Regions from separate parts of the Homo sapiens genome. Here region 2 is linked to region 1. Evidence: read pairs that join two places in POLR2A ChIA-PET (ENCODE). Cell type or tissue: MCF 10A. All regions are shown on one strand. Links, peaks and the distances in the headings refer to the core of each region. The heading gives the core; the rest is flanking DNA.

Evidence for each region. ChIA-PET counts read pairs that join two places held together with the same protein. Peaks named below come from ENCODE experiments on the same cell type or tissue, not always from the same donor. Only the 100,000 strongest peaks of a DNase experiment are listed, where the experiment ranks them.
Region 2: POLR2A ChIA-PET joins it to region 1 with 5 read pairs; 4 of 35 experiments call an interaction of 5 or more read pairs at or near these places.

What each region holds. Positions count from the first base shown.
Region 1 is chrX:16,854,088-16,858,493 of GRCh38, forward strand. It overlaps RBBP7 (RB binding protein 7, chromatin remodeling factor), which reads right to left. Exons shown (of 12, transcript NM_002893.4): 5 at 3,507-3,622. Among named protein-coding and RNA genes, the nearest start is that of RBBP7, 14 kb to the right of the region's middle. In MCF 10A, for the core only: no CTCF peak of the experiment used is centred there; a DNase peak (open chromatin) is centred at 2,154.
Region 2 is chrX:17,082,640-17,087,045 of GRCh38, forward strand. All of the region lies in intron 13 of REPS2 (RALBP1 associated Eps domain containing 2), which reads left to right. Among named protein-coding and RNA genes, the nearest start is that of REPS2, 140 kb to the left of the region's middle. In MCF 10A, for the core only: no CTCF peak of the experiment used is centred there; no DNase peak of the experiment used is centred there.

The DNA of each region.
Region 1 (4,406 bases), core at 144-4,143:
TGGCCAGGCTGGTCTTGAACTCCTGGCCTCAAGTGATCCGCCTGCCTTGGCCTCCCAAAGTGCTGGGACTACAGGTGTGAGCCACTGTGCCCGGTCAAGAGATTGAATTTAAATGCTAACATCTTATTTAAAATAATTTCATTACAAACAAAACTATTCAACTATATAAGTTTGAGGTAAACACAAGAGAGAAAATATAAGCAAACAGAAGAGTATGTGGCTGCAGCCTCCATGTGAGGTGCAGAGGAAAAGGACACTCCACTGTAATGAGGGGGAGGGGAGACTGAGTACAGTGGCAGGCAAGGACACTGATGCTGGAATTTCTACCTACATACATTCAGACATTCAAGTACCCCAAATTCACTTAGACAACACAACAAATCACCAAGAGCCCGGCGCTCAGCATCTACTGAACACAAATGCACATCCTAAAAGTTTACACTGGGATGGGAAGACTGGGAATTAAAATTAAACTCTGCCTCTCACATAGCAAAAGCCTCATGGACAAGTCTTTCACTTCATGGCAGAAACCACCACAGACATCAGGAGATGGGACAGGTAAACGACACTGGGCCAGAAACCTCTACTAGTCTACTCTGAGAGGTCAAGGCCTGGCGCCCACAGACAGATCCCCAATGATGTGCTCCTTGAAACGTCAGCAGAGCCCAAGCAGAGGCCATGGGGCCTCTGCTTGGGCCTCAAAGGTCACAGCAGCCCACAAATAAGGAGGCCTCATGATGTGGGCCTTGACATCCTATCACAGAAAGAGTTAAGAGGAAAGTTTTAATGAAAAAATATTGCAAGGTATAGGGCAACGATTCTCATTCAATAGTTAATAAGAAATAATACCATGAAGGTATATTAGCACTAATTATAGTTCCACCGACACTGGTATGGGTTTTTTTTTTTTTTTTAATTCATAGCACGTGATCATGAAAGGGCTTCATCTGTTTTTATTAAATCACCTTTTTTTTTTTTTTGAGACGGAGTCTCACTCTCTTGCCTAGGCTGGAATGCAAGGGCACAATTTTGGCGCACTACAACCTCCGCCTCCCGGGTTCAAGCAATTCTCCTCCCTCAGCCTCCCGAGTAGATGGGATTACAGGTGTATGCCACCAAGCCCAGCTAATTTTTTTGTATTTTTAGTAGAGACGGAGTTTCACCACGTTGGCCAGGCTGGTCTTGTACTCCTGACTTCAGGTGACCCACCCACCTTGGCCTCCCAAAGTGCTGGGATTCCAGGCGTGAGCCACTGTGCCCAGCCACATGAAGGACTTTCTGTAACAAAGCTATTTCCCAGTAATGGCTATTTTCCCAGTAACAAAATTTTTTTTTACACAATACATATGCCCTCAGTCTCTGTTGTTACTTACACATGAAGACACTCAATGTGTGTGAACTGAAGAGAAAGGAACATGTGGTGCTCCTGCCATTCACACTGACTCAGAAGGACCTGGCAAGATTAGCATGATGCTTGGCATGTGGGTAGCCCCTGGTAAATGTCAGCTATTATTATTACTACCAATTCCCAGCCTGGTCTCTTCAAAAGGTACTAGTAATTGGGTTACTGAGTACAATCCACTTATCCACTTTCCCTACTTGGGAAACCGTCTCATACACACTTTGAGGGAAGCATCCTTTCAGAGAGCCTATAATCCCAGCTCTTTGGGAGGCCAAGGAAGGTGGATCACTTGAGCCCGGGAGTTCAAGACCAGTTTGGGCAATACGGCAAAACTCCATCTCTACAAAGAATACAAAAATTTGCTGGGTGTGGTGGTGGGCGCCTGTAGTCCCACCTACTTGACAGGCTGAGGTAGAGAACCACTAGAGCTGGAAAGGTGGAGGGTGCAGTGAGCCGAGACTGAGCCACTGCACTTCAGCCTGGGTGACAGAGCAAGACCTTGTCTCAAAAAAAAAAAAAAAAAAAAAAAAAAAGTGAAAAGACAACAGAATGGGAGAAAATTTTTGAAAATCATAGGGACTTATACCTAGAATACATAAGAAACTCTTATAACTTGACAATAAAAAGACAAAATTAAAATATGGACAAAGAATTTGAATACCTATTTCTCTAAAGGAGATATGCAAATGGCCAGTAAGTACAAGAAAAGATGCTCATCATCATTAGTCATCAGGGAAATGCAAATTAAAACCACAATGAGCTGGGCGTAGTGACTCATGCCTGTAATCCCAGCACTTTGGGAGGCCAAGGCAGGAGGATTGCTTGAGCCCAGGAGCTCAAGACCAGCATGGCCAACATGGTGAAACCCTGTCTCTACTAAAAGTACGAAAATTAGCTGGGTTTCATGGTGCATGGCTGTAATCTCAGCTACTTGGGAGGCTAAGGCAGGAGAATCGCTTGGACCTGAGAGGTGGAGGTTGCAGTGAGCTGAGATCGTGCCACTATACTCCAGCCTGGGTGACAGAGACAGACTCCGTCTCAAAAAACAAACAAAACAACAACAACAACAACAACAACAAAAACCAACTCCCCACCCCCAAGCCAAAAACAAACAAAAAAAAACCCAGGAAATACCACTTTATGCACACTAGGATAGCTATAATAAAAAAGACAAGCATTAGTGAGGATGTAGAGAAACTGGAACATTTGTACATTGCTTGTGGAAATGTAAAATGGAAAGCCACTTTGGAAAACAGTTTGGTAATTCTTCAAAAAATTAAACAGAGATACCATATGATCCAATAATTCCACTCCTAGGTATATATCCAAGAGAAATAAAAACATACATCTACACAAAAACTTGTAAACAAATGCTTGTAACATAATTCAAAATAGCCCCAAAGTAGAAAGAACTCAAATGGTTCATCAACTGACAAATAAGCTAACTGTGGTATATCCATACAGTGGAATATTGTTCATCCATAAAAAGGAATGGAACATAAGTAATGTTACTTGAAAACATTATGCTAAGTGAAAGAAGCCAAACAGAAAAGGCCATATATGAGATTCCATTTACATGAAATACCAAGAACAGATAACTCTATAGAGACAGAAAATAAATTAGTGCTTACCAGGAGCTGGGGGAAGGCAGGGAATGAGTGGGGAGTCACTGCTTAATGGGTATGGAATTTCTCTTTCAGAGAGCGAATGAAAACATTCTAGAATTAGTGGCAATAGTTGTGCACCTTTGTGAATATACTAAAACCCACTGAACTGTACACTTAAAAAATACTTTATATTAATCAGGTCCCACAAACACTCTACAGTTTCCATTTTAAGGGCCTGGAGGGTCCTCTTTTAAATAATGGGAGGCCTTTTGCCTATGCTCCCTCCATTCTAAGGCTACTTCAAAAGAGCTCTGTGGAATCCGAAGACTCATACAGGGCAGTATGAAAACCATCTCTCTAAAGTCCTGGGGGAATGTTACCACAATAATCAGCAGTATTATCTTAGAAAACCTTTCATCTATATAGTACTCCTTCAGCACAGCTGTGACACGTCAGCTCTCACTATATGAACAAATTACAAAGAATACGTTTCTCACATGGTCATCAGATGCACTTAGGAGATGTCCACTCAAATTTGAATTCCAGGAGAGACCATAGCCTTCCTTCTGGTGACCTCTTAATCTGAGATCAGGATTACATTCTCCACTTGGGTCTAAGAAAAGATGAAAAACATTAAGTTATTCTCTGTTTATCAGAACTGGTGAGAATAAATTCTCACTCCTTCATTGAGTGAACCATTACAGCAACTGCACACGAACGAGATCTGGTCTTTAATACCCAATGCAAATTGAGCCTCATGACCATTAGATGATTGGTTTCTTTGGAAAACCTAATACTATCCCCAACACAAAAATATTAAAAACTATAGCTATCCTACAAATTTGGGCAGTGGTGACCGTATCCCCGCAACCCCCCAATTTTTTAGAAATATTTCTAACACAACAGGTCTGGTTGCTCAGTCCTTGCATGCCTCTAGGGTAGCCTGCAACCATAAATGACCCTTGGCCAACCCCTGGGAATGTGACCCTCAGAAAGTTCTTCACGTCACTGACTGATAAAGTTTTGTAAGCCCAGAGCAGTGGGGTATGCCATAGGGACCTGTCAAGACTTGTAGGATTGTTTAGCAAGATTCACAATGTATTTGGCTTCACTATTGGGGTCCTCAATTTTGTTACCATGGCTGGTCATAGAACAGGATGTGCCCACGCCAACAGACCTCCACAAAAATCCCAGATTCTGAAACTCAAATGGGCTGCCCTGGGTAGAGACATTTAGCACATGTTCCTATGGTTTGCTGCTAGAGACAAAACATGTCCCACGTGGCCCTGGATGGGAAGGACTCAGACGCCTGTAGCTAACCCCTCTGGACTTCCCCTGATGTGTATCTTTTTCTTCCTACTCTTGCTCTGGATTCTTTGCTGTAATAAACTTTAGCT
Region 2 (4,406 bases), core at 277-4,276, 230 kb after region 1:
CTGTTAAAAAGAACAGGCACGTATACTACATGGAGAGCTATCTCGGATAAATTAAGTGACAAAAGTATGATGCAGAATGTGTATGTTTATAAATGTGTAGACAATTTCAGGATGATGCTAAAGAAACTGGTAATGATAGTTGCTTCTGGGCAAGGGGAACAGTATGACTGAGGACAGGACTGGGAAACAAGCTTACTTTCTGTTGAATGCCTATTTGTATCTTTTTAATTTTGGCTCATGTACAGATGTCACCTATTATAAAAAATTTGCTTTTCACTCTTTAGCTGCAATGATGGTATCTGAAAGTACCAGAGATGTCTTTCCTGCCTGAGGTTACCTATCTCAATCTTCCCTACGATTCTGTATTCAGGGTATCTTTATGACCATCTGCTACCACCTCCTGGAATGCAGCTGAAATGACAGAAATGTTCCGAGCACTTTTTTTTTTTTTTTTTTTTTTTGAGATGAAGTCTCGTTCTGTCACCCAGGCTGGAGTGCAGTGGCGTGATCTCAGCTCACTGCAAGCTCCGTCTCCCGGGTTCATGCCCATTCTCCTGCCTCGGCCTCCCAAATAGCTGGGGACTACAGGCACCTGCCACCACGCCCTGCTAATTTTTTGTATTTTTAGTAGAGACGGGGTTTCACCGTGTTAGCCAGGATGGTCTCAATCTCCTGACCTCATGATCCACCCGCCTCAGCCTCCCAAAGTGCTGGGATTACAGGCATGAGCCACTGCGCCCAGCCCCGAGCACTCTTTTAAGCTCTGATGCGTTCTTCAGATTCCATTTCAGTGCCTTTCCAACACTGAGGAGTAGTTCTGGAGGACCTCCCAAAGATTACATTGTGAGATGTATAGTTGGGTAAAACGTCATGGTAAGGGCTCTGTCTTAACTTGGAAGTGGCTGTGTTTATTGAGTGGCGAATTGAGAAGTCTTTCCTCGGTTTTCTATAAATGAATATTTGTTTCTGTAACTTAAGAAGTAGGTAAACTCCTTGGGAGTAAGAGATGTTCCTAATACCAAACTTACCTTTCAGGTTCTCTAAAAGATGAATTTGGCCACAAAAGCAGCTCTGACCTTATATATTTCCTTACTGTATTTTTCCTGTGAGTGCTACTTGTTTCTTTTAAAATCTGGTAGGACTATGGGATTCCTGACCCACCCCAAACCTTTGGGCCCACAGTGCACAGCTATCCAAGGGTTCAATTTGGCAGTCTGGGCAGTTTTTTTGTTTTGTTTTGTTTTTTTGTTTTTTTTAAATGAAAGCGTTATTGAGATGTAACCCATATACTATAAAATTCACCTTTTTAAAGTGCACAATTCAGTGATATTTAGTATATTCATAGTGTTATATATAACTATCAGCACTATGTAATTTCAGAATATTTTCATCCCCCTCAAAAGAAACCCCATACCTATTAGCAATCATTCCCATTCCCCCCTTTTCTTCCTCTATCCCTTGGCAACCACTAACTTACTTTCTGTTTCTATGGATTTGCCCATTCCGGAATTCTGTATTAATAGAATCATATAATATGTGGTCTTTTGTGACTGGCTTCATTCACTTAGTATAATGTTCTCAAGGTTCATCCATGTTGTAGCATGAATCAATACTTCATTCCTTTTATGGCTGAATAATCTTTCATTGTATGGATAAACCACATTTTGGATATTTGGGTTGTTTCCACTTTTTGACTATTGTGAATAACTCTGCTATAGACATTCATGTCCAAGTTTTTGTGTAAACATATTTTTTCTTTCTCTTGAGTATATAGGTAGGGCTGGAATTTCTGGTTCATATGGTAACTAACTCTATGTTGAACATTTTGAGGAGCTATTGAAGTATTTTCCAGAGCAGCCAAACCAATTTATTTCATTAGCAATTTATGAGGATTCCAATTGTGTTTCTTCACGTCCTCAAAACACTTGTTATTGCCTTTTTAATTTTAGCCATCCTAGTGGGCATGAAGTGGTATTGTGATTTTGATTTGCATTTTCTAATGGCTAATGATGTTATACATCTTTTCATGTACTTATTGGTCATATTTATGTTGTCTTTGGAGAATGTTCAGAATCTTTGCTCATTTAAAAATTGGGTTGTCTTTTTATTGTTGATTTGTAAATGTTCTTTATATATTTTGCATAAAAGTTCCTTTACAGATATTTGATTTACAAATATTTTCCTTCGTTCTGTGGGTTGTCCTTTCATCTTTTTGATGGTGTCCTTTGAATCATAAAAGATTTTAATTTTGATGAGGTCTAATTTATGTATTTTGTTGCTTGTGCTTTTGCTGTCATATCTAAAAAACCATTGCTTAACTCAAGGTCACAAACACTCCTCTTTTCTTCTAAAAGTCTTATAGTTTTAGGTCTTACATTTACGTCTTCGTTCTGTTTTGAGTTAATTTTTTTATATGGCATGAGTTAGGAGTCCAAATTCATTTTTCTGCATGTGGATATACAGTTGTCCCAGTACCATTTGTTGAAAAGACTATTAATTATCCATTTAATTTTCTTGGCACCTTTGTTGAAAATCAATTAACCATAAACATAAGGATTTATTTCTGGACTCTCAGTTCTGTTCTGTTGGTCTATAGGTCTATCCTTATGCCAGTACCACAGTGTCTTGATAATTGTAGATTTATAGTAAGTTTTGAAATTGCGAAGCGTGAGTCCTCCTGCTTTATTCTTTTTCAGGATTGTTTTGGTTATTCTGAGTCCCTTGCATTTCCACATGAAATTTATGATCAGCTTGTCAATTTCTGTAAAAACAAAAAAGCCAGCTGGGATTTTGGTATGGCTTGCATTGAATTTGTATATCAGTTTGGTTAGTATTGCGGTTTTAATAACATTAAGTTGTCCAATGCATGAACACAGGATGTTTTTCCATTTATTTAGATCTTTAAGTGTCTTTCAACAATGTTTCAGTATACAAGTCTTGCATTTCTTTTGTTAAATGTATTCCTAAAAGTTTTATTCTTTTTGATATACATTATACATTATTTCTTGGAGATATCCATGTCAGTACTGATAATTTTGTATTTCTTTTATATATCATCTATATGCTGGCTGCTCTGTTAAAAACCGTATTATGAAAAATTTCAAATTTATGCAAAAGTTGAGAACCTCCACCCCCATATTATTTTGAAGCAAATCCCAAATATCATATAATTGTATATATAAACTCTTTGTATATCTCTCTAAGAGATAAGGTCTTAAAATACTTGAGCACAATACCTTTGTCATACATAACAAAATTAACAATAATTCTTTAATATCATTTAATATTTGGCCAGTGTTCCTATTTCCTGAATTGTCTCAAGTTTGTCTTTTTATACTAGTTTGTTCCATTCAGAATTCAATCGAGGGCTACATGCACATTGCACTTGTTTTGGCATATTTTAAGTCTCTTAACTGATAGGTTCTTCTCTCAGTCTTTTTTTTCCTCTTTGCTTTTCATTTATTCATAAAAAGTCATCTACCTTGTAGACTTTTTCACATTCTGTATTTTGCTGATTGTTTGTTCTTCCATCCCATGTATTTCCTATAAACTAATAGGTAGGTCTAGGCTTGATTAGAGTTAGTTTAGATTTTTGACAAGAATACTACCTAAAGATGCTGTGTACTTCTTACTGCACCACATTAAGAGATCTCTAGTGTCTAATGCCTTTATTTTTGTGGTGTTTGATTGATTAATGGGTTTACGTAGTATTGGCCTGATCCATGTGTTATGATAAAGATCCCAGCGACCTTTCAAATAATGGTTTTATCAGCTATTGATCATCATTGCCTACATCCAGTGGTGTGTCAGTGAATGTTTAACAACCGGCCACTTGCCAATTTTTATGGTGTAAACACTCCTGCCATGGCTAATTTCATTCCTACTGATGTGTTACTGAATGTGGAGTTTGGAACAGATGCACACAGTTGGCTCTCACAAGCTGGCATGAGCTTTTTCCAGCAAACCACTGCTTAGATCCATTATTTCATTGGTAGTTGCAAAATGGCGATACTCTATTTTTTCTACCTTTATTAATTGGGACTATGGTTTATTTAAGCATTTTCCTATTGTTGGACATTTAATTTGTGACTATTATGAAGCTTGTGAGCTGAAGGAGATCATAAAACATAATTCTCAGTACATCAGTAAATTCTTTATATACATCTGAATTTATAGAATTGTATGAAAACTGAAATAGACTTCAGTAATGGTGACCAGAAAAGTGTCTTATTCAACCAGTATTTAATGAGCATTTACTGGGTACTTGGCACTTTGGAGGATCCCAAGAGGGATATGGATATGCCCCCAAACTCTGCTAATCAATGTCACAGTTGTGTGTGATTGTTAGAAGGGTTTAGAGTTTGGGTGGTTGCTAACTAGAATGATCAGTGGATTTGTGGGCAGGG